2 separate regions of the Homo sapiens genome follow, and region 1 is linked to region 2. A link is an interaction called in ENCODE POLR2A ChIA-PET data of the cell type or tissue named here. Cell type or tissue: GM12878. All regions are shown on one strand. Each heading gives the region's core, and the rest is flanking DNA. Links, peaks and the distances in the headings are about the cores only.

What was found. ChIA-PET counts read pairs that join two places held together with the same protein. Peaks named below come from ENCODE experiments on the same cell type or tissue, not always from the same donor. Only the 100,000 strongest peaks of a DNase experiment are listed, where the experiment ranks them.
Region 1: POLR2A ChIA-PET joins it to region 2 with 10 read pairs; 16 of 35 experiments call an interaction of 5 or more read pairs at or near these places.

Annotation. Positions count from the first base shown.
Region 1 is chr14:22,953,708-22,966,097 of GRCh38, forward strand. It overlaps HAUS4 (HAUS augmin like complex subunit 4), which reads right to left and starts at 3,383. Exons shown (of 10, transcript NM_001166269.2): 1 at 3,209-3,383; 2 at 1,393-1,469. The coding sequence starts at 1,447. PRMT5-DT (PRMT5 divergent transcript) reads left to right here. Exons shown (of 3, transcript NR_110002.1): 3 at 624-985. It overlaps MIR4707 (microRNA 4707), which reads right to left and starts at 3,322; the gene lies at 3,243-3,322. RefSeq lists enhancers at 3,075-3,204, 3,587-4,166, 4,167-4,745 and a silencer at 4,545-4,905. In GM12878, for the core only: no CTCF peak of the experiment used is centred there; DNase peaks (open chromatin) are centred at 3,104 and 3,514; H3K4me3 peaks cover 2,244 bases; H3K27ac peaks cover 1,814 bases.
Region 2 is chr14:23,017,472-23,030,070 of GRCh38, forward strand. PSMB5 (proteasome 20S subunit beta 5) reads right to left here. Exons shown (of 3, transcript NM_002797.5): 3 at 8,385-8,904. The coding sequence ends at 8,618. Among named protein-coding and RNA genes, the nearest start is that of PSMB5, 11 kb to the right of the region's middle. RefSeq lists an enhancer at 7,646-7,735. In GM12878, for the core only: no CTCF peak of the experiment used is centred there; no DNase peak of the experiment used is centred there.

The sequences.
Region 1 (12,390 bases), core at 1-8,000, 66 kb before region 2:
CCTCCCAGATTCACGCCATTCTCCTGCCTTAGCCTCCCAAGTAGCTGGGACTACAGGCACCCGCCACCACGCCCAGCTATTTTTTTTTTTTTTTTTGTATTTTTAGTAGAGGCGGGGTTTCACCTTGTTAGCCAGGATGGTCTCAATCTCCTGACCTCGTGATCTGCCCGCCTCGGCTTCCCAAAGTGCTAGGATTACAGGTGTGAGCCACCGTGCCCAGCCTCTAATTTTTGTATTTTTAGTAGGGACGGGGTTTCTCCATGTTGGTCAGGCTGGTCTCAAACTCCCAACCTCAGGTGATCCGCCCGCCTTGGCCTCCCAAAGTGCTGGGATTACAGGCATGAGCCACCACACCTGGCCAGCTGGCCCAAATACTTATAATTGTCAGTAGAGTTGAGTAACCCATGTAGATACAAAACAGCACAGGCATGAGAAAAAAGTGTAAGAAATTGAGATCCTCTGGTTTTTCCATATGCTCAAGGAGCTTTCTTTCCATTTCTTTTTCCATATGCTCTCTGTTGGGGTCTTTTACCTCTACTTGCCAAAACACCCAAATTTTCATTCTTTGGAACATTATACCCAAAGTCTTTTTGGGAAATAAGAAATCTCTCTTTTTCCCTAAGGTACTGAAGCATCCAATATGGAAATAGTCAAGATATAGAAAATGCAAGCTCTTGAAGGATTCAAGATATAGAAAGGATCTGAGATATGGAAAGAACTCAGGATATAGAAGGATCTGAAATTTTGGAGACTAAGATATGAGAATATTTAAGACACAGGTAGGAAGGACACCTTCAAGGAATTTGCTGGCTACCCTTATTTTTATAATATGCTTGCTAACATCAGCATGGGAGCATCTTGAGTTTTTAGCCTACTACACAAGCAGATATTGAACCAACATTAACAGGAATTAGTGTAGTCTGTTTTCCAATAAGAGAGTGTTCAAGGATCTTCATGTATTCCAGTTTCCTCAGAAACACATGCTTCTGTGAGGAAAACCATACTGGGGAAACTTATAAATCCTTTTTTTTTTTTTTTTTTGGAGTCTTGCTCTGTTGCCCAGGCTGGAGTACAGTGGCACGATCTCAGCTCACTGCAAGCTCCGCCTCCCAGGTTCACACCATTCTCCTGCCTCAGCCTCTGGAGTAGCTGGGACTACAGGTACCCACCACCACGCCCAGCTAATTTTTCGTATTTTTAGTAGAGACAGGGTTTCACCGTGTTAGCCAGGATGGTCTCGATCTCCTGACCTCGTGATCCACCCACCTCAGCCTCCCAAAGTGCTGGGATTACAGGTGTGAGCCAATAAATGCTTTTTACTAGAAAAGGCAAGAACCTGGATAAGACCTCTCTGGATAAATCATCAAACCTTTTGCAAGTGGCTACTCTTACCTTGTTGAAGTATTTCCATCCCTTCTCCAGGTGAGCAGAAATCCCCGGATGCCATTTGATTTTCTTGGGATTCTAATCTGTGGAACCAAGAAGTGAAAGAAAACAAAAAGATGAATAAACAGCTGGCTGCTCCAAGGACACTACCTTATGTTCAAATTTCTGCTGTCCACAAGCTGGAAAGGAACCTCAAGGATGACTTTTACAGAGGGCCTATACCACACATCCTGGGTCCCAAGCTCTTACACAAGCTTTATGGACAAACAGATTTACAAGTGCCAAAACATGTCACATTCTAAGCACACATGTGTTTCCACTTGCTCCAAGCTGTCCAAAAGGAGCATCCTAAAAAGAGAACTTTCCAATTCACTGAGTCTAAACAAGAGGATTCTCCACCACCACCACCATTATGCCAAAGTTAAAACTGAGCTGCAGCTTCCCAGTTATGAGTGAACTGGGGGAAAAGGGAAAAAAATCAAAGTCTACTTTTTCCCCCCAAATAACTCAGCTATCAAATTCCATAATAGTTTTTTTGTGCTTCTTTTTTTGTCTAAGATCTGTTGGTAGTTTTTTTTTTTTTTATCATTAACTCTAGAATCATCCTTCAGGAATGACAAATCATTCCACACTTGAACAACTGGTTTTCACATAACAGCCTAAGAAAAGAGCACCTGGAGGAAACAGCGTGACAAGAAGACTGACAGTGAGGTCAGTGGCAAAAGAGTAATGCAAAGGTGTAATGTGGCTACAACGAGAACGTGAGCTGTGGGTGTTTTGCCAGAACATGGAGTGCGCTGAAAGGAATGACACCAACACAGGGGCAGTAAAGATGGGCACAGTTTGACCTCAGGAGACAAAAATTTTCCCTTGACATTACTTTTCATGTTTTTGCTCTGCCCCTCCTCTCTGCAAGGTATCAAACTCCAAAGGGCAACTGAGCCTCCCAAAGCTGAACAGGCATTGAAGGTTATTATGATTTAACGCTTCATGTTTATAGAACATTTGGTTTACTCGATCGTTTTATGAGTAACATCAAAGTAACTACTCATTTGTTTTCTAACATGGTCTAGAGGGGGACGCAGCTGAGGAGGCAGAATGCTGGGACTTAATTTGCAGCTCGGCCGGCCGTTGCTTCTGAGAACTTAAGGAAAATGCTTTTTTCTGTGCCAAACTTTTCCCACCTGCAAAACTGAGATAACGATTCCTGCCTTGGATGAGACATTAAGAATTAATAACACAATCGACTTGTCAACAAAAGCCACTACTTAGTTAAGTTCAGTGTTTTAACAATTCTGTTTATCGTTGATCTATGACTGCAAATAAAAAGTTTTGCAGGCAAATTTCGCACTTGGAAATGAAGACCAACCCAAATTCCAAAAAGCTAGCTGTTCGTCCCCCCCTAGGGTAAGTGTCCCCTTGCGTTTTTTAGGGTGCCTTTCTTTACCCTTCTTAAAGGTTACAGGGCGTGAACGGCAATCAGGCTCGATTCTCCACCCTCTGCACTCAGACGTGTTAAAACGCTGCTACAGGGACCCAAGCATTTAAATGTTCTGACTCAGGCGTCTTTTAAATTCTTAGAGCTGTCTTTACACGCTGCACTGAACGTTAAATTGATTTTACAGGTTATTTTCACAAGATATGACCCTTACAGGGCCCGAGATGAATCAAAATGCAGAACGGGCTCTCCGGCGCCTACTTCCCTTCTGTCTGGGCGGCCAAGGATTCCCAAGAGCGACGACGGTCTCCGGCCACTGGCCGGAATGACTCTCCCAGAGCTCCTCTTCCCCGAAGCTCCGCCCGCCGACCCTCTAAAGCAAACCTGCACACCCTGGGGCAGCTGAAGCTCTCAAGGCGGTGCCGAGAACCTCGGCTGGGGCGGGCTGGCCAGCAGCGTCTACACCCCAGAACCCGCCCGCGCCGGGGCTCCGGAACCTCTCGTTCGGGCCGGGCGCAGGGGCTGGGGGAAGCGAGGCCCGGAAAGACCAAGCTGAAAGGCCCGGGAAGGGGAAGGAGCCGAAAGTGCACTAGAGGCCGCGACGAAGGAGGTGGAGGCGGGGCCACACTCGAGGCGGGAACGGCAGGCCCCGCCCCTCGACGGGTGCGCGCTGGGTTCCCAACGCCCTGGGTTCGCATGCTCGGGTGGTGGAACCCGGACTGGGAAACAGGATGGTCTCGGAAAGGCTTTTTTGCCCCTTCTCATTAGTGCCTCCCCAGTGAAGGGCAGATGCTGAGAAAATGGTGGTAATTGCTAACATTTATTGAGGGCCTACGATGAGTCAGGCACTACGCCAAGCATTTTGCTTGCCTTGCCTCGTTTTTTTTTTGAGACGGAGTCTCGCTCTGTCGCCCAGGCTGGGGTGCAGTGGCGCAATATCGGCTCGCTGCAAGCTCCGCCTCCCGGGTTCAAGCAATTCTCTGCCTCAGCCTCACGAGTAGCTGGGATTACAGGTGCCCGCCACCACGCCCGGCTAATTGTTGTATTTTTAGTAGAGACGGGGTTTCACCGTGTTAGCCAGGATGATCTGGATCTCCTGACCTCGTGATCCACCCGCCTCGGCCTCCCAAAGTGCTGGGATTACAGGCGTGAGCTACCGCCCTCGGCCAGGCCTCGTTTAGTTCTTAAAGCGTCCTGTGAGAAAGTCACCATTATACTCATTTTACAGAGGGGGAGAACTGAGGCACAAAGGGTTAAGTTCGAGGTCGCCATTTGGGGGGTCTAAACCTGTCCCAATAGCTCTCGGAAGGAACCTTCCCAGACCTGCCACCCAAGCCGCGTCCTGCGAGTCTCCTCACTAAGGCCTGGCTCTGAGGCGCTGCCGCCCAGCCCAGCCCAGCCCAGCCCAGCCCATGCCGGGCACCATACAGTGCTTCCTCAGGGTCACCTTCCTCTCGAATTCCCACCACAGACTCCCTATTAGCGCGCATTCCTCATTCGCCTGTTTTGTTTGTTTGTTTGTTTGTTTTCTTGGGGGTACGGAGTTTCGCACTTGTTGCCCAGGCTGGAGCGCAGTGGCACGATCTCGGCTCACCGCAACCTCCACCTCCCAGGTTCAAGCGATTCTCCTGCCCTAGCCTCCTGAGTAGCTGGGATTACCCGCACGAGCCACCACGCCTGGCTAATTTTTATATTTTTAGTAGAGACAGAGTTTCACAATATTGGCCAGGATGGTCTCGCACTCCTGACCTCAAGCAATCTGCCCGGCCAAATATCTTTCACCTGTCTTAATCTTTTTTTTTTTTTTTTTCCAGACGGAGTCTTGCTCTGTTGCCAGGCTGGAGTGCAGTGGCGCGATCTCTGCAACCTTCACCTCCCGGGTTCAAGCGATTCTCCTGCCTCAGCCTCCTGAGTAGCTGGGACTACAGGCGGGCGCCACCACGCCCAGGTAATTTTTTTTGTATTTTTAGTAGAGACGGGGTTTCACCACGTTGGCCAGGATGGTCTCAGTCTCCTGACCTCGTGATCCGCCCGCCTCGGCCTCCCAAAGTGCTGGGATTACAGGCATGAGCCACCGCGCCCGGCCCACCTGTCTTAACCTTAAACCCAACCCTCACTCCCACCCACACCTTCGGTGAATTATTTCAAAAATATAAATTTAAAAAAATAAAGAGCTGGGCATGGTGGCTCACGCCTGTAATCCCAGCACTTTGGGAGGCTGAGGCGGGCGGATCACGTGAAGTCAGGAGTTTGAGACCAGGCTGGCCAACCTGGTGAGACCCCCGTCTCTACTAAAAATACAAAAAATTAGCTCCAGAGGCTGAGGCAGGAGAATCGCTTGAACCCAGGAGGCGGAGGTTGCAGTGACCTGAGATCGTGCCACTGCACTCCAGCCTGGGCAACAGAGTGAGACTCGGTCTCGAAAAAAATTAAAAATAAATAAAAATTAAAAATAAAGAAAATGTTTAGGCGGGGTGCAGTGGCTCATGCCTGACCCAGCACTTTGGGAGGCCGAGGCAGGAGGATCACTTGAGCCCAGGAGTTCGAGACCAGCCTGGGCCACATGGCGAGACGATCCCCATCTCTACAAAAAAAAAATACAAAAAGAAAATATGCAATACTAAGTAAACTGTGCCAAGTATATCACATCTTTTACATTAGATAAGGTGATAGCCTGGAGTGATAGGAAAGGAATCTCCGTTAGGTGTGCTGAGAGATGGGGAGTTTCGCCTTTTCCTTCAGTACCAGCTACAGAATTCTATTAATATGCATAGAGGAATGGTGTGGTCCAGTGAAGAAATTTTATATTCTTGGTCAGCTCATCAGCTGCCACCTTTCATGCTTAATATTGAACTGCTGTCATTTTCTGAAGCTTTTAAAAATCATTTATGCTTCCTCAGCTCTGAAGCACAGCAAAGTTAAATATCAGGCATAATGTCCATAGCAAACGGCACTTGGAACAAAATAGCAAGTATGCTTTGGTGACTCAGAGCTGATCGGAAATCTACTGAAATTTTGTCTCTCAGATTTGTCAAGTTCTCTAATATGGTACTACGAAGCTTTGGCTAAAGTACTTTGGGGAATGAGGGGGTGAAGGATGGAGCAAGCTGTCTTCAGGTAGGAGGACAGAGGGGATAGTGATGCAAAGAAGCCTTGAATTGGATCAGACCTTCATGTGCAATTATCTGTTCCATCTCTGTCTCTACAAGTTGTGTGACCTTGGGCTTCAGGGTCCTTATCTGTCAAAAGGAGGAAATAACTTATTTCTAGCTCCTCCAATCTCATAGTGTCGATGTAATGATCAAATGAGATAATGGCTGAGAAAGTGCATTGGAAAGACTAAAAGTGAGGTGTTTTAAATTGACACTTATTATGCACCTATTAAGTGCCTTGGGAGAGACACAAAGCTAAATATGGCCCAGTCCTTGCCCCAAAGATGTTCATAATCTAAAAGATAAGACGTATGCACATGAAAAGCAAATAATACAAGGCAGCAAACTGGTGTCAAAAGAGCAGTTTAGATTATAAATACTAGAGAAACATGAAGAAGGTACAGAATTCTTTCTGCAGAAATAGATAGGATAGAATAGATGAAATAAATCTTACTTTCATTGGGCCTGAAAGGATAGAGAAAATTTGGATCATTTAGAATGAAGGAAACATCCCAGCAAATGGAAGCAGAGACAAGGGGAGTATAAACTGCATTCTAGGTCCAAGAGGAGACAGGACCAACCGAAGTGAAGGATTTTATAGGCCAGCTCTACGTAAGACTGGAAAGTTAAGCCTATAGTCCATCCTGGCAGTTAAAAATGCAGCAAAGGCCGGGTGCGGTGGCTCAAGCCTGTAATCCCAGCACTTTGGGAGGCCGAGGCAGGCAGATCACGAGGTCAGGAAATCAAGACCATCTTGGCTAACACGGTGAAACCCCGTCTCTACTAAAAATACAAAAAATCAGCTGGGCGTGGTGGCGGGTGCCTGTAATCCCAGCTACTCAGGAGGCTAAGCCAGGAGAATGGCGTCAACCCAGGAGGCGGAGCTTGCAGTGAGCGGAGATTGCACCACTGCACTCCAGCCTGGGCGACAGAGAGAGACTCCATCTCAAAAAAAAAAAAAAAAAAAAAAAGAGTGCAGTGAAGTGCTGGGAAAAAAAGTTTATAATCAGACACCATCCGGTGTCCTTGAACAAGAAAGAATTGTAAGAAAGGACCTAGAATTCATTCATATTCTCTCTCTCTCTCTCCCTCTGTCCTTCTCTTTCCCTCTTTTTTGCCAGAATTTTAAAAAACAGCTTCATTGAGGTATTTTGGCACACAGTATTTAAAGTGTACAATTCAATACATTTTGATATAACTATATATGTGTGAAACCATCACCAAGATCAAGATAGTGAACATATGTATCACACTCTAAAAGTTTACCTGTGCCCGTACGTAATTCTTTTCTCTAGCTTCTCCCTGCCCTACTCAACCATCAACTCTGTTTTCTGTCACTATAGAATAGTTTGGACTTTCTAGAATCTTATGTAAATTGAATCAAATAAAGATGTACTCTCTATGTTGGGGTCTCACTATGTTGCCCAGGCTGGTCTCGAACTCTTGGGCTCCAGTGATCCTCCCACCTTGGTCTCCCAAAGTGCTGGGATTACAGGCATGAGCTACCACGCCCGACCAATTCATTTTTAAGTTAATGTCATTTTATTGCTGATAAATATGAAATCCTATTTAAAACCTTAATTTGGGCCGGGTGCGGTGGCTCACGCCTGTAATCCCAGCACTTTGGGAGGCCGAGGTGGGCGGATCACGAGGTCAGCAGTTCGAGACCAGCCTGACCAACATGGTGAAACTCTGTCTCTACTAAAAATACAAAAATTAGCCGGGAGTGGTGGCAGGTGCCCTGTAATCCCAGCTACTCAGGAGACTGAGGCAAGAGAATCGCTTGGACCTGGGAGGCAGAGGTTGCAGTGAGCCGAGATCGTGCCATTGCACTCCAGCCTGGGCAACAGAGCAAGACTCTGTCTCAAAAAAACAAAAACAAAAAACAAAAACAAAACCTTAATTTGTTTGGGTTTATATTTAAGGAGGTGCTTCTAACAGCCCCAGGGTACCTATCTCCATACTTAATTGTTGGTTCCGAGTTCCAGTGAGGCACTTATTTGTTGAAAAACGAATTTTCGGCCACAACCACACTACAAATACCTTACATCGCTTTGTTTATTCCATGGAATGCTTGGCTTTTATAGGCCTGTCCTTTCATTAGTGTTGTTCATCTCACCTTCTGTTATGCCATATGCAAAATACAATCATTCACTTCTTAAATGCTCTTTAATGATAAAGCCAAGAACATACTCAAGTATTCCTGAGCTAGACTCCTGTAAGGGTGGGAGGTCAGGGTGTAGGAAGATAAATTAGACATAACTCCTGCCCTCAATCCAACTCTACCGTTTCAGACATTGCTGTTGACCTGGTCTTCTAAAAACTATTCATGTATGTTTTTAATTTAGTGATAAATGTAAATGAGAGTCTGAGAAAAAGTCTACATAACCTTTCAGACTTGGACATTCTTTTGCTGCATTGTTTAGAATTGCAGAGAATGGAGATTTGTAAGAACATTGCAGGCACTTTGCCTCCCACACTAAGGCCGGGAAACAAAAATTCCAGAGAGAAATTCCAGGTGAGTATTTAGTACTGTGAGTACTAGTACTGAGTATTTTAGTACTAGTATTTAGTATTTAGTACTGTGAGTACTGTGAGTATTTATGATACCAATAGAAATCTTTGAGTAGAATATGTTCTCACTAAAAATATGGGCTTCAATAACCAGTTGCAAAGCTAAGACATTAAAATAGCATTGGAACTTGGAATCACTGTTGTTGTTTTTTTTTGGAGACAGGGTGTCTCTCTGTCTCGCAGAGGTATGATCACAGCTCACTGCAGCCTTGACCTCCCAGGCTCGGGTGATCCTCCCACCTCAGCCTCCTAAGTAGCTGGAATTCCAGGCACATGCCACCAAGACCAGTTACTTTTTTGTCTTTAGTAGAGACAGTATCTTGCTATGTTTTCCAGGCTGGTCTTGAACTCCTGGGCTCAAGTGATCTACTTGCCTTGGCCTCCTAAAGTGTTGGGATTACGCGTATGAGCCACCGTGACTGGCTGGAATCATATTTAACTGATCAATAATTTAGAAAAACTTGAAAAATAAGCCATATCACTTTGAAAGTATTTGAATACATTCTGATATTATATGGACTGAGAAACTAGTTTCAGAAATAAAAAATTTTACATGCAGTCAAGAGATTTTAGATTTATTTTCAAGATTGTTCACTGGAAAATGAAGGTATTCAGAGCTACAACTATTGATGATTAAGCTAGAAAATTTCATGCCTACTGTAAGCACATAATTTAAGAAGAAAACAAGTGGATAAAAAAATATGTAATCAACCTATGACATCAAATGAAAATTTTAGAACAAATGTTCATAATGTGCCATTTTTTCAATTGCTTAACACCTCCAAGGGGATTTCAAAGCTAGGCCCTTGAGGCTTCAAGGGTTGCCTGTCTGTTCACAGAAATTTCTGTTATACAAACTAGAATGAGCCTGGTTTTACTTTGAGACACTATTGTGAACTAGTATATGAAGTAGGCCTGATAGAAAATTTTAGAGCTCAAAGAAAAGCTAAGAAATTTGGCTCAAAAATGGGACAGATTGAAACCATTTTTAAAGGAATATGAGACTATAAAGGAAACTGATTCAGGAGGGGAAGACCAGTATCATTTTGAAAAGCTAGACATGAAGCACAAGGTGGGCAATTCTTGTTATAATGATTGAGTATGCTGCTATAACTTGAAAGCGTGTGCCAGGGTGATAAAAGTATTTCCCTGGATTTTAATTAATTAATTTAGAGACAGGGTCTCACTGTCACCCAGGCTGAAGTGCAGTGGCACCGGTTTCAGTCACCCAGGCTGCAGTGCATGGGTCACTGCAGCCTCAAACTCCTTAGCTCAAGGGATCCTCCCTTCTCAGCCTCCCAAGTAGCTGGGACTACAGGCATGCACCACCATGCCCCAGTAGTTTTTTAAATTTTTTGTAGAGACAGGGTCTCACTATGTTGCTGGGCTGGTCTCGAACTTCTGGCCTCAAGCCATCTTCTTGAGCCTCAGCCTCCCGAAGTCCTGGCACTACAGACATGAGCCACTGCATCCAGCTTTCCTTGGATTTTTGTTTGTTTGTTTGTTTTTTGAGACAGAGTCTCGCTCTGTCGCCCAGGCTGGAGTGCAGTGGTGCGATTTCGGCTCACTGCAAGCTCCGCCTCCCAGGTTCACACCATTCTCCTGCCTCAGCCTCCTGAGTAGCTGGGACTACAGGCACCCGCCACCACACCCGGCTAATTTTTTGTATTTTTTAGTAGATACGGGGTTTCACCGTGTTAGCCAGGATGGTATCAATCTCCTGACCTCGTGATCCGCCCTCCTTGGCCTCTCAAAGTGCTGGGATTACAGGTGTGAGCCACCATGCCTGGCCTCCTTGGATTTTAAGCTGGTGGTGACACTGTTTTATACCAAGTTGCACATGAAAGAGATATTCTCCTTTAAAAATTATATCAGAACCAGTGGGAGAAATAGAACAACTAAAGGACATTTGGAGTTTCATGCTTGGGAAGAACACACATTGTGAATTTTGAAACGCCTCCTATGATTAAGGTATTATGGCAAAAAAAGCAAAACCTTGAGAAAGTTAGCAACTTAGTAGACTTTCTATATTCCACTTATCGAAGGGAAATTTTGCTCAGTTAATTTGCAGTATGCAGCCATAGTAGCCAAGTAGATTATTCCAGCAGGGTTTCCCATGACTGAATTGCCTTATAAAAAAACCCAGGCACAGATAATTCTGAAATGGATGCATTTCTTGGGCAGCATTTCAAAACTAATTTATTGCTTTCTTCAAATGATTAATAATGGAAGGTTTGATGGGGAGGGAGCCCATCAGAATCATACAAATCATGGGATACTGACCCAAAAGTCTACAGGAGCCAGGAGGGTAAATAATGTGTGAAGGGTGCAGACTTCAGAGTGGTGGAGACTGACAAAGAAGAGACTACACCAAACAAAGGAGCAGCCATCATTCAGTCCCAGTGGACAACTGGACCTAATGCCGTAGGGTACAGAGTGATGATGGGTCCAGAGTCATGACAGAATGATTGCTGCCATGTGGGAATGGAAGCTCAGGGATGACAGATCTTCTGATTATTAAAAAAACAAACAAACAAACAAAACCTTAGAAATCCAGCTCTTCATATAAAATATCCAGATTTTTATGTGAAATTTCTGTTATAAATGTTGGCAACCAGTTTTTTTTTTTTTTATTTTATTTATTTATTTATTTATTTATTTTGAGACAGAGTTTCGCTCTGTCGCCCAGGCTGGAGTGCAGTGGCGCAATCTCGGCTCACTGCAACCTCAGCTTCCGGGGTTCAAGTAATTCTCCTGCCTCAGCCTCCCAAGTAGCTGGGGTTACAAGCTTATACCACCATGCCCAGCTAATTTTTGTTTTTTAGTAGAGACGGGGTTTCACCATGTTGGCCAGGCTGGTTTCGAACTCCTGACTTCAAGTGATCTACCTGCCTCAGCCTCCCAAAGGGCTGGGATTACAGGCGTGAGCCACCACGGCCAGTCCTTTTTTTTTTTTAAGACCGAGTTTCGCTCTTGTTGCCCAGGCTGGAGTGCAATGGCATGATCTCAGCTCACCACAACCTCCACCTCCCAGGTTCAAGTGATTCTCCTGCCTCAGCCTCCCGAGTAGCTGGGATTACAGGCATGCGCCACCACGCCCGGCTAATTTTGTATTTTTAGTGGAGACACGGTTTCTCCATGTTGGTCAGGCTGGTCTCGAACTCTCAACCTTAGGTGATCCACCTGCCTCGGCCTCCCAAAGTGCTGGGATTACAGGCGTGAGCCACCATGGCTGGCCCACGCCCAGCCTTTTTAAAATTTTTGAATAGAGATGGGGTCTTGCTATGTTGATCAGGCTGGCCTCAAGCAATCCTCCCATCTCCACCTCCCAAAGTGCTGGGATTACAAGCGTGAGGCACCATGCCTGGCCTTTTGTTTCTAATAATTACTTTGCAATTGTTGACATGTTGCTTGTAATCTTTTCAAGTCATTTTATGCATTCATTTGTCTCCCTGGCTAGACTGTGACCTCCTCAAGGACAGGGACTCTCAGTATATTTCCTTTGCTTCTCCTAATGTGTTTTTTTTTTTTTTTTTTTTTTTGAGACGGAGTCTCACTTTGTCACCCAGGCTGGAGTGCAGTGGGACCATGCTGGCTCACGGCAACCTCCGTCTCCTGGGTTCAAGCAATTCTCCTGCCTCAGCCTCCTGAGTAGCTGGGATTACAGGCGCCCACTACCACACCCGGCTAATTTTTTATATTTTTAGTAGAGATGGGATTTCACCATGTTGACCAGGCTGGTCTCAAACTCCTGACCTCAGGTGATCCACCCGCCTTGGCCTCCCAAAGTCCAAAGTGCTGGGATTACAGGCGTGAGCCACCATGCCCTGCCTCCTTTTT
Region 2 (12,599 bases), core at 2,684-10,683:
CCCAGGCTGGAGTGCAGTGATGTAATCACAGTTCACTGCAGCCTTGACATCCAAAGCTCATGCCATCCTCCTGCCTCAGCCTCCTGAGTAGCTTGGGACTACAAGTGCATGCCACCATGCCCTGCTAATTTTAAAAAGTTATTACTTGGTAGAGACAAGATCCCCCTATGTTGCCCCGGCTGGTCTCAAACTCCTGGGCTCAAGGGATCCTCCTGCCTTGGCCTCCCCAAATGCTGGAATTATAGGCATGAGCCACCACATCAGGGCCAAGGTTAAACATTTTTAGCGAGAATATTACTTAGGTAATTTTATATACTTCTTATTGTATCACATCAAGAGGCATATAATGTCAGTTTGTTCTATTATTGGTGACTGCAAGTTTATTCATGTCTGCTAGACGTCTCTGTTGTAGAAGTATATTTGCCATTTGTAATTAATTAGTAAACTAATAATAAATAGAGTGATTGTTATGGGCTGAAATGTGTTCCCCTAAAACTTATATACTGAAGCCCTAACCTCCAGTACCTCAGGATTCGACTGTATTTGGAGACTGAGTCTTTAAAGAAGTGATTAAGTTAAATGAGGCACTTAGGGTAGAGCCAGTCTGACTGGTGTCCTTATAAGAAGAGGGAATTTGGACACAAAGAGATACCTGTGGTGCACAGAGGAAAGACCATGTGAGGATACAGTGAGAAGGCAGCTCTCTGCAAGCCAAGGGGACTGAGGCTTCAGAAGAAATCAACACTGCTGATACTTTGATCTTGGACCTACAGCCTCCAGAACTGGGAGAAAGTAATTTCTGTTGTTTAAGCCACTCAGACTATGGTGTTTTGTTATAGCAGCCTTAGCAAACTAATACAGTGATTATCTTAGATAATGTGAATATCCTGTTCTTCCACAACCTTGCACCTTCCTATTTTTGCATTGGGGTTTGCCAAATGGTGATTTTTCAAATTCTGTTATTTCTTCTACATATAATAGCTGGCATCTATCTACTCATTTTTCTCCTCTTTGCCTTCTTCATTATCTTCTTTACATTTATGTTATTTCTTTTTTTTTGAGATGGAGTGTCGCTCTGTCGCCCAGGCTAGAGTGCAGTGGTGTCAAAAAGAAAAAAAAAAAGTCCCAAAAAAACAAAAAAGACCATCCTGGCTAACACGGTGAAACCCCGTCTCTACTAAAAAATACAAAAAAAACAAAAATTAGCGGGCATGGTGGCGGGCGCCTGTAGCCCCAGCTACTGGGAAGGCTGAGGCAGGAGAATGGCGTGAACCTGGGAGGCAGAGATTGCAGTGAGCCGAGATTGCGCCAATGTTGCCTGGGCGACAGAGCGAGACTCTGTCTCAAAAAAAAAAAAAAGAAATTCACAAAACAAGTAATTTTAATTTGTCTTAATTTTAAAAATTAATATACGTTTCATAGTTTTTTTGTTTTTGTTTTTGTTTTTTTGTTTTTTTGAGACAGAGTTTCACTCTTTCACCCAGGCTGGAACGAAGTGGTACAATCTTGGTTCACTGCAACCTCTGCCCCCTAGGTTTAAGTGATTCTCCTGCCTCAGCCTCTGAGTAGCTGGGATTACAGGCGCATGCCACCACACCTGGCTGATTTTTGTATTTTTAATAGAGACAGAGTTTCATCACCATATTGGCCAGGCTGGTTTTAACTCCTGAATTTAGGTGATCCACCTGCCTTGGCCTCCCAAAGCACTAGGATTATAGCCATGAGCCACCGTGCCTGGCCCATAGTATGTTTAAGAGCAGCAAAGGGCATCTTAAAATTAAACAATATGGGAGTCACAGTGCTAAGAAGGGTAGGAACCACTGGCAAAATGACACCATAGTGAAATCATTCATTAATTTTTTTTTTTTTTTTTTTTTTTGAGATGAAGTCTCGCTCTTGTTCCCCAGGCTGGAGTGCAATGGCGCAATCTCGGCTCACTGCAACCTCCACATCCCAGGTTCAAGCGATTCTCCTGCCTCAGGCTCCCGAGTAGCTGGGACTACAGGTGCCTGCCACCACGCCTGGCTAATTTTTGTATTTTTAGTAGAGACGAGGTTTCACCGTGTTGGCCAGGCTGGTCTTTTTTTTTTTTTTTTTTTTTTGAGACGGAGTCTCGCTGTCGTCCAGGCCAGACTGCAGTGGCGCTATCTCTGCTTACTGCAACCTCCGCCTCCCGGGTTCTCGCCATTCTCCTGCCTCAGCCTCCCGAGTAGCTGGGACTACAGGCGCCTGCCACCATGCCCGGCTAATTTTTTTTTGTATTTTTAGTAGAGATGGGGTTTCACTGTGTTAGCCAGGCTGGTCTCGATCTCCTGACCTCAGGTGATCCGCCTGCCTCGGCCTCCCAAAGTGCTGGGATTACAGGCGTGAGCCACCGCGCCTGGCAATCATTCATTAATTCTGTATTTTTTTTTTTTTTGTAGTGGAGTCTTGCTCTGTTGCCCAGGCTGGAGTATAGTGGCTAGTGGAATCTCTGCTCAGTGCAGCCTGCGCTGCAGTTCAAGTGATTCTCTTGCCTCAGCCTCCCAAGTAGCTGGGATTACGGGTGCACACCACCACACCCAGCTAATTTTTGTATTTTAGTAGAGACAGAGTTTCACCACGTTGGCCAGGCTGGCCTCGAACTCCTGACCTCAAGTGATCCACCCACCTCGGCCTCCCAAAGTGTTAGGATTACAGGCGTCAGCTAATGCACCTAGCCTCATTAATTCATTTATTAAAAGTACATTTATTATATATCTTTCCTGAGTAGCCAACAGCATGCTAGACACTGTGGGGGAACAAGTAAAAACTACACTATAGTGCTTAACTGAAAAAGCAGGCAGACATGCCAGGAAACAACCAGAGACACTACATAGATGCTGTTTGATGTGGCACATGCCTAAGGCTGTTTTTTGATTTGTTTTGTTTTGTTTGAGACAGGGTCTAACTCTGTCACCCAGGCTGGAGTGCAGTGGTGCGATCACAGCTCCCTGCAGCCTCATGTCCCAGGTTCAAGTGATCCTTTTGCTTCAGCCTCCTGAGGAGCTGGTACTAGAGGTATGTACCACCACACCTGGCTAAATTTTAATATCTTTTGTAGAGATGGGGGTCTCATTATTTTGCCCAGATGGTCTTGAACTCCTGAGCTCAAGTGATCCTCCCACCTTGGCCTCCCAAAGTGTTGGGATTATAGGTGTGAACCATGGCACCTGGCCCTAAGGCTGTTTAAATGAGATGTAGAACAGTGCTGACCCCTAGCCAAGGACCGCACTTGGATTGATCCACCTTTATGCATTTTTCCTCTTTAGGAGGTGCTTGGAAATGCAGGACTATGCTGAATATGTTGTGTTGGTTTAAAATGCTCCATTGCTTTCTTTTCTAAAGACTAAGCTATGAGCGCAAACTCAAGACTCAAGGGAGACATGGTGATTATGAGCCCTCCCACATAACCATGGTGCTCAGAGGATTCCCTCTAATCAGACAATACCACACATCACCGCTGGAGATAAGCTGCTGTGAAAAAAAGCCTGTGTATTGTGTGAAACTCTGTATGCATGGGGAGGCTTAGAGTGCATAGGTGTCTCTGGGATAGTGATGGTGTTGAGGCTAGAATGAGAAAAGAGCTGCGGTCGTGCAAAAACATCCCCTCTACCTTGGTGCCTTGTAGGCTACACCTACTTCTATTTGGACCTACTTATTTCTCGTCTTACCTGACATGTGCTATTCCTCAGTCTTCCTGGGAGGTAGTGGCTTCCCTCTCCTGACTTAGGCACCCTAGGCCCTGATCTGCAGGCATGTTTGCAGAAAAGAGGATGAGTTATGTGTGTATGATGTGTGTTGCCAGGGAGTATGGAGGTGTGGGGAGAGAAGGCTTCTTAGTGAACCTAAAAACAAATTTTCGAAGGTACTGGATCTGTGATCCTGCCTCACTCACCCTGTTACTTTTACGACACAGGTTTCTAATTTTCTGTCTTCGGCCTGGCTGGATTGAGATGGGGGTTGTGAGAGCCCAAACCTTCTTTCCAACCTCGCATAAGTGGTGTAGACATGGAGAGATTCTTGCAGAATTTAAGTGACTGTGACAGTACAGGGGCAACACACAGAGAGGCACGTGTTCATTACGTATGGCTGGAGAAATTATCTGTCTCCAGGGGGACATGTTTCACTGTGCATTAGCTTCGAGCCGCTTCCTTCCTCCCTGTTTTTCTGCCCACTCTCTCTATCACTGTCCTTCTTAGTCTCCTTTCCCACTCCCTGTCTGCCCCCATTCACAGTCCAGCTCTGCCTGTCAATATCTCCATCCATCTTTCTCTGCCACGTTCACATCTCCCTCTGCACTTTGCTCAATCTCGCGCTTGCTGTCTGGGAGTCGCTTTTGTTTGTCTCTGGTTTGTCTCTTGTTCTCTCTAGTTCACTTTCTGCCATTCCATCTGTTTTCCTCTATAATACCAGCTTTTTGGGTACCCTGCAGTTAATGATAACCTTTTCTTGTTACAGTAAAGCCTATAAGCAGCCCTTGGTTTATTGATTGATTGGTTTTTATTTAAACTCTGCAAAGGAAAGAGAATTTTTATAAAGTGAGAGAGCAGAGAGAAAACATGGAACGAGGCAAAGGGAGGAACAGCCTAAGATGGGGCCGGGGATAAGTAATGGGAAGCATCAGAACGTGTCGAACCCATGGTGTCTTATTTCTTTTCAAATAAACTGGGTCATATCTTTATGGCTGATGACAGCTTAATCTGGACCATAAAGAGTTAAATACCAGCTTAAGCTTGGCACCTAACTCAGAGGCAAAAGCTTCTGGGAGAAATGAGTTGGGTCAAATAAGCCCAAGAAGCTGACGTGGGTAGAATTTCTTCTGCTTGACCCACTAACAACTGCAAAGGGGACATTTTAGAAATGTTTTTTATTGAAATGCTTCAGTGGGGGCAGAGCTCCTGGAAACCAGAACTTGGCTCTGAAGCCACGCCTGGGGAGCACGGGAGGCTGACTTGGGGGGAAAAAGAGGGGTGGCCCAGGTCAGGTAGAAGGTGGCAGCAGCTGCTGATCAGGGCAGTTCTGATTGCTGTTTGAGCTCCCTCTTGCCCACTATAATTAAAGCATTCCCAGTATGATTCTGGCTTCCTGAAGGGAAACTAGAATTTATAAAAACAAACAAGAAACAAACGCAAAACAGCAGAGGTGCTTGGTTGCAATATATGTATATTTTAAATTATAGAGCACTGCTCTATACTCCATACAGTTTCAAAGTCCGTATCTGTTATAGCCCTGGGAGCAGGTCAGGGGAAGATCTAACAAAAGAAACAAAAATAAAAGAAAATTAAAAACCTAAATGTATCCACCGAAAATTAGATATGGTCATGTAGATTCTCTCCTAACCCAATCATCCTATCCTTGTTACTCCTGACACAAGGGAAATGCTCCCCTCAAAATTTCCATCCACCTTTTTTTTTCTACTTTATTCTCTTTTCATCCCACCTCTTTCTTCCTTCCCCTAACAGACCACATAGAATCCGTGGGCCAGAATAAATCAGTTATTTTATTTCCCCTCGGAGGATGTGACCTTCCACTCCCCAAATGGCTCTGACAGTTTTCTCATTTGCTAGCTGAGGAGGATATCAAGAGACACTGACCTTCTGGTTTTGCCTAAAGAGGAACACTCAGTAACTATTATCCTTCAGTCTTTGATTTGCGTTAACTGTGCCCTTCCTCCCTCCTCCCCCACATCCTCACCTACCTTTTCACCTTCCTTCATGAACATTCTACTCACCCCACAGTGCACTGCTACTCCCCACAGCCCTCCCTTGCCTGGTGTGCAGATGCTGGAAGGCTAGCAAGAGAAAGCAAGGGGCCTCCAGGAGTATTTGCTCCCTATTTAATCAGATTAGTCCCATCACCTACCCCGAGGAGCCAGATTTTGGTGTTACTGAGTTATCTGTTGAGGGAAGAGAAGTTGTCAGACATCACTTAAAGAGCCCAGTCCCTTGGACGCCTGGGAACTGCTGAGAGAAATTAATCTTCCAGCTATTTAAGGCGATTTCTTTTCCATCATCCTTTGTCAAGAGGACTGTACTGGGAAATGAATCTGATGGGAGTCCCTGAACTGGTACACTCCACTCAAAAACATCTCTCCAATCCTATGCGGCATCCATCATTCCCACACAAGCGGAGACACACATCGCTGCAAAGCCAATTTCCCCCCAGTAACCATCAGCAAGAAATCACAAATGCACAGGGTGGATACCACTAGCCTACAGACTTGCAGTTTTTCCCTACCTCTGCTCTACTTTCTTCCCAGAAAAACCTACCACAAATCGAGCTCTTCCATTAAATGAGTCTTTTACCCAAGACCCAGGAAGGTAGATCAACAGGGATATGCCAGAACAGAACATGCATTTTCTCTTCTAACATAAGGACTCTGCCAGTGCAGAATAGGTGTTTCCGTTAAACAGCTAAACCACTGCCAAAGCAAAGTGTGAGACAGAAACAGGGCAAAGGGTTGCATTGTTTCACGATCATCTCTTCTCTCCAGAATGAATTTTCTGTTCATGGACCAAAGCTGGGGTCTTATGCTCTCTGGGGTCATGTAAGGAAATTCCAATCTTCAATTCTCTTTCTATCCTTAAGGCTATTTCCCAGGGAAGAGGTGTTCAAATTGTGTTCCTTGAGGTTCCAAGAAGTGCCAGGGACTGTGTATGTGTATGGGGCTAACAAAGGGTGCTGCGGGGAGTGGCTGGATGGGGAAGCTCAATAGTGGAGGCTCTGGACCTCTCAGCTCAATTTCAACCTCTGATTTTTTTTTCAGGCATTGGGATTTCTCCTAAGAGTGCTTTTTTTTTTTTCTTTTTTTTTTTTAAGATCTGCAAACCAATGTCCTAAGTGGGAGGAAGATGACCTACCTGTGCTTCTCACGCAGCTAACCATTTCCCAACAGTCTACGAGAAGGAAGATGTAGCTTGGGTCCTGCCTATTTCTTTCTTTCTTTTTTTTTTTAGATGGAGTTTTGCTTTTGTTGCCCAGGCTGGAGTGCAATGGCACCATCTCGGCTCACTGCAACCTCTGCCTCAGCCTCCCAAGTAGCTGGGATTACAGGTGCCTGCCACCACACCCAGCTAATTTTTCGTATTTTTAGTAGAGACAGGTTTCACCATGTTGGCCAGACTGGTCTCAAACTCCTGGCATCAAGTGATCTGCCTGCCTCCGTCTCCCAAAGTGCTGGTGCTGGGATTACAAGCCTGAGCCACTGTGCCCCGCCCAGCTCCTGCCTATTTCAACCATGTAGTCTGAGTCCACACCAGCAGCTCCCTGACTGCAGGGGCTCCTGAGATACTTTCCTGCAAAAAATTTCCTTAGGCACGAGTCATTTGTTTTCCAAACCCCCTTCTCCGATTTCACTAATTCCCAATTTCCCTGCATTTGACAAATGCAATTAACAAGCCTCGATCAGTTCCTGGCCGACAGCCCTCATCAATCAATACGAAGACTGCACAAGGCTGAGGGGGAAGGGAAGGTAGCTGCAGTACAGGAGAGGAGGGTTTACCCCCTCTTCTTCTGTGAATGACTTCTCCAAACCTCTCAGTCTCAAAACATGACACTGGGTTGTCACCTTCACCAACCACTTTCTGCCTTCTGACTAAATACAAGGTGGTATTGTTTGTGTCCTCCGCTCCCATTTTTTAAAGGTTTCTCCCATCAACCTCCTCTATCCCCTGTCTTCTCTTTAACAGAAGGCCTTGCCATCTGCTGCCACCATAGCTTGGGAACTCCCCCCAGCCCCAACAGTGCTGGGTGTGATAAATCAGCCATCTCTCTGCTCTCAGCAGGGCCTCTTCCCCACCCACACATTCCAGTGACAATTTAGTGCTGCTTCCTGACCAGGAGGCTATAAAATCACCATCACTACCCTCTCCCCTCCACACATATGCACTGGAGGACCAAAAGGACAAGGGTCACCAAGCTTGTGGTTACTACTGCTTTCACAGCCACTTCTTTGTCCTCCCCTTCCCAGGGTCCAAGCCTTCCCTTCCCAGTTGGTTTAAGAGTCAAGATTTACCCTCTTCACCCTTCCGCTCTGCATGTAGCCTCAGCCTCCCTTCCCCCACCACAGGGTGACAGCCTTTTCCGCTGGAGCCCTGCCTGGTACAGCCCTGTGCATCTTTCCACCTCATCAACTTTTCATCTCTTTGTAAACCAAATCGAGAAGTGTCTCCCTCCTCCCTGCCTCTCTCTCCTTCTCCGTTATTAGCTTCATGAGTGGGGACATTAATGTATTCACTAGACAATGTCTTCACACCACTGTTTCCTGTAATTACAGTCACTTCCCTTCCACTGTCCTGGCTTATTTGACTGAAAAGTGCTTGGAGGAGGGACAGTGTGGACAAAAGATGCAACACAGGCTGAGATTGAGTAGTGAGTAGTGTAATGTTAACATCCAAGAAAGTAAAACAAATAGTCACCTCTGCAGCAGCTCATTAATGACTGGTAACACATAGAGGTCAATGTGCCAGAGCTTAAAAAAAAGTACTGATACAATTGAAGGCCCTTCCACTATAAATAGGATGGAGGATGGGTCACTGTGTCCGTATTACCAATGACAGTCACCCCAAGAAACACAAGCAGCTGCATCCACCCTCTTTCAGGGGGTAGAGCCACTATACTTCTCATGTAGATCAGCCACATTGTCACTGGAGACTCGGATCCAGCCATCCTCCCGCACGTGGTAGAGGTTGACTGCACCTCCTGAGTAGGCATCTCTGTAGGTGGCTTGGTAGATGGCTCGACGGGCCAGATCATAGGCCTGCTCCACTTCCAGGTCATAGGAATAGCCCCGATCCATGACCCCATATGCATACACAGAGCCAGAACCTACAGAGAAGGTGGCCCCTGAAATCCGGTTCCCTTCACTGTCCACGTAGTAGAGGCCTGGAAAGGGAGATGAGGTTAGCAGGAAAAAAAAAAAGATCACCCCTTTTGATATCTAATTCATATGCCAAGGCAGTAGTTCTTTTTTTTTGAGATGGAGTTTTGCTCTTGTTGCCCAAGCTAGAGTGCAATGGCGCAATCTCGGCTCACCACAACCTCCGCCTCCTGGGTTAAAGTGATTCTCCTGCCTCAGTTTCCCAGGTAGCTAGGATTACAAGCGCTCGTAACCACGCCCAGCTAATTTTTGTATTTTTAGTAGAGACGGGGTTTCACCATGTTGGTCAGGCTGGTCTTGAACTCCTGACCTCTGGGGATCTGCCCTTCTCGGACTCCCAAAGTGCTGGGATTACAGGCGTGAGCCACCTCGCCCGGCCAGCAGTAGTTCTCTTAAAACCTAGAATAAAATTTAAAAAAATAAAAAAATAGGCCGGGCGCGGTGGCTCATGCCTGTAATCCCAGCACTTTGGGAGGCTGAGGTGGGCAGATCACCTGAGGTCAGGCGTTTGAGACCAGCCTGACCAACATGAAGAAACCCCATCTCTACTAAAAATACAAAATTTGCCAGGCGTGGTGGCACATGCCTATAATCCCAGCTACTCAGGAGGCTGATGCAGGAGAATCACTTGAACCTGGGAGGCAAAGGTTGCGGTAAGCCAAGATCGCGCCATTGCACTCCAGCCTGGGCAACAAGAGTGAAACGCTGTCTCAAAATAATATAATAAATAGGCCAGGCGCGGTGGCTAACGCCTGTAATCCCAGCACTTTGGGAGGCCGAGGCGGGTGGATCACGAGGTCAGGAGATCGAGATCATCCTGGCTAACACGGTGAAACCCCGTCTCTACTAAAAAACAAAAAATTAGCCAGGTGTGGTTGCGGTCGCCTGCAGTCCCAGCTACTCAGGAGGCTGAGGCAGGAGAATGGCGTAAACCCGGGAGGCGGAGCTTGCGGTGAGCCGAGATCGCGCCACTGCACTCCAGCCTGGGAGACAGAGCAAGACTTTGTCTCAAAAAAAAAAAAAATAATAATAATAATAATAAATAAATAAAATAATATATATATATATAAAAGAGAAACCCAGGGAAGCCAACATAAATACAAGATAGGACTTCTATAAAATTATTATTATTTTTTTAAAAGCTAGCTGAGTGTGGTGGTGCATGTCTGTGGGAGGTTGAAACAGGAGGATTGTTTGAGCTCAGGACTTGCAGGCTGCAGTAAGCTATAATCACACCACCACACTCCAGCTTGGGCAACAGACTGAGATGCTGTCTTCAGGAAAAAAAAAAAACCTGAAGGAATAAAATTTAATATTAAGACTCCAGGATTCTACAACATACCACCCCATCTCACCTTATATTATAATAACTACCTTGCCATGTTGCCGATCCTCTCAGCACACCCACAAAACAAGTACATTCCAAATGACTTAGGTTTCAAGCACAGAACTTCAGACACTGTGAAAGATAACATTTAAAACATAATCCCCGGCCAGGCGCAGTGGCTCAAACCCGTAATCCCAGCACTTTGGGAGGCCGAGGCAGGTGGGTCACCTGAGGTCAGGAGTTCAAGACAAGCCTGACCAACATGGAGAAACCCTGTCTCTACTAAAAATACAAAATTAGCCAGGCGTGGTGGCGCATGCCTGTAATCCCAGCTACTCAGGAGGCGGAGGCAGGAGAATCACTTGAACCTGGGAGGTGGAGTTTGCAGTGAGCCGAGATCGCACCACTGCACTCCAGCCTGGGCAACAAGAGTGAAACTCTGTCTCAAAAAACAAACAAACAAAACATAATCCCCACTCCCCCATCAAAAGACCCCATAATCCCAGTCACTTGAGCCCAGGAGGTTGAGGCTACAGTGAGCTGTGATTATGCCACTGCACTGCAGCCTGTGTGACAGAAAAACAAACTCCATAATGCCAGAACTCAAAGAGTTTAGACTATCTGGAGAACAAGACATACTTTACACAGGAGGATAATAAAGCCTAGAGTTTGTAATCACATTGTAAAGACCTGCACTGTCCATATGGTAGCCACTAGCCACACAGGACTAGTTGAGCATTTGAAATGAACTAGTACTACCTGCTAACATAATATTTTGGATTTATTAGGTTAAACAAAATATATTGAAATTAATTTTTTTTAATTTTAAAAGCGTAGCTAGTATAAAATGTAAAATTACATATATGGCTCACATTATATTTCTATTGCTGGTATAGACCAGGGTTTGGCCAGGCCAACTGCCTTTATTTTTGTAATTAAAATGTTATTGGAACAGAGCCACTGTTTCCATACTGTCTATGGTTGTTTTGTGCAACACCGGCAGAGTTAAGTATTTGAGACAAAGATTTAGGCCTGCAGACCTAAAATATTTACTATTTGGCCCTTTATGAAAAAACTAGCTGACTTTTGGTACAGATGAAAATTTAGACAAAGTGTTCAATCCCAACTGCCTACTGGATCCCTCCAGCTGGATGTCTTTGTCATCATGTACAGATTCAAACTTCCTAAACTTAGATACCAGTGGTTCTCCATTACCTACCACACTCATCTCTCTTGTGCGCCACAAACCCACGCTTCCTCCTGTCTTCTGAAATTCTGCCAATAGCATCACTACTCTTTTTCCTGTTTCAGTGATTCTCACATCTCACTGTGCACTAGAGTCATCTAACAAAGATTTTTTTCAAAAATGCACAGGACTTACCCTAGGTATTTTTTATAACTGGTGTGGGGTGGGAAACAGGTATGGAACTTGTTTTTTAAGTCCCCCAGGTGATTTTAATGCAAGCCAGCTTGAGCACCTCTGCCCTTATTGGTTTTCAGGTTCAGGTGATTCTGATGTCTACCTTACTCCTTTCTCTGGCCCCTCCTCAGCCCCAGTGCCATGCTCTCTTGCCTAGAGGGGGGTCATCATCTGGTTCCAAAGTACCCTTCTGGCTTTATGGCTCACTATTCCCCTTCACCCACTTAGTTCCAATTAAACTGGACTTTCAGTTACTCCTCAAAAGCTCATGCTTCTTTCCTCCCTTTCTTTGTTATGTTCCCTTTCCCTTTTTTACATCCAGGACAACCACCACCAATCCATGAAGTCTTCCCCAATTCCTCCCATCATAAGTAATCTCTTCCTCCTCAAAACTCCTTCCGCATTTGACTGGTTCTTTTTATTTATTGATTGACTGACTGATTTTTGAGACAAAGTTTCTTTCTTGTTTCCCAAGCTGGAGTGCAATGGCACAATCTCAGCTTACTGCAACCTCTGCCTCCCAGGTTCAAGTGATTGATTCTCCTGCCTCAGCCTCCTGAGTAGCTGGGATTACAGGCATGCACCTCCAGGGTTCAAGAGATTCTCCTGCCTCATCTCCCTGAGTAGCTGGGATTACAGGCATGTGCCACCACAGCCGGCTAATTTTGTATTTTTTTTTTTTGAGATGGAGTCTTGCTCTGTTGCCCAGTCTGGAGTGCAGTGGCACGATCTCAGCTCACTGCAAGCTCCACCTCCTGGGTTCACGCCATTCTCCTGCCTCAGCCTCCCAAGTAGCTGGGACTACAGGCGACCACCACCACGCCCAGCTAATTTTTTGTATTTTTAGTAGAGATGGGGTTTCACCGTGTTAGCCAGGATGGTCTCGATCTCCTGGCCTCGTGATCCGCCCGCCTCGGCCTCCCAATAATTTTGTATTTTTAGTAGAGACAAGG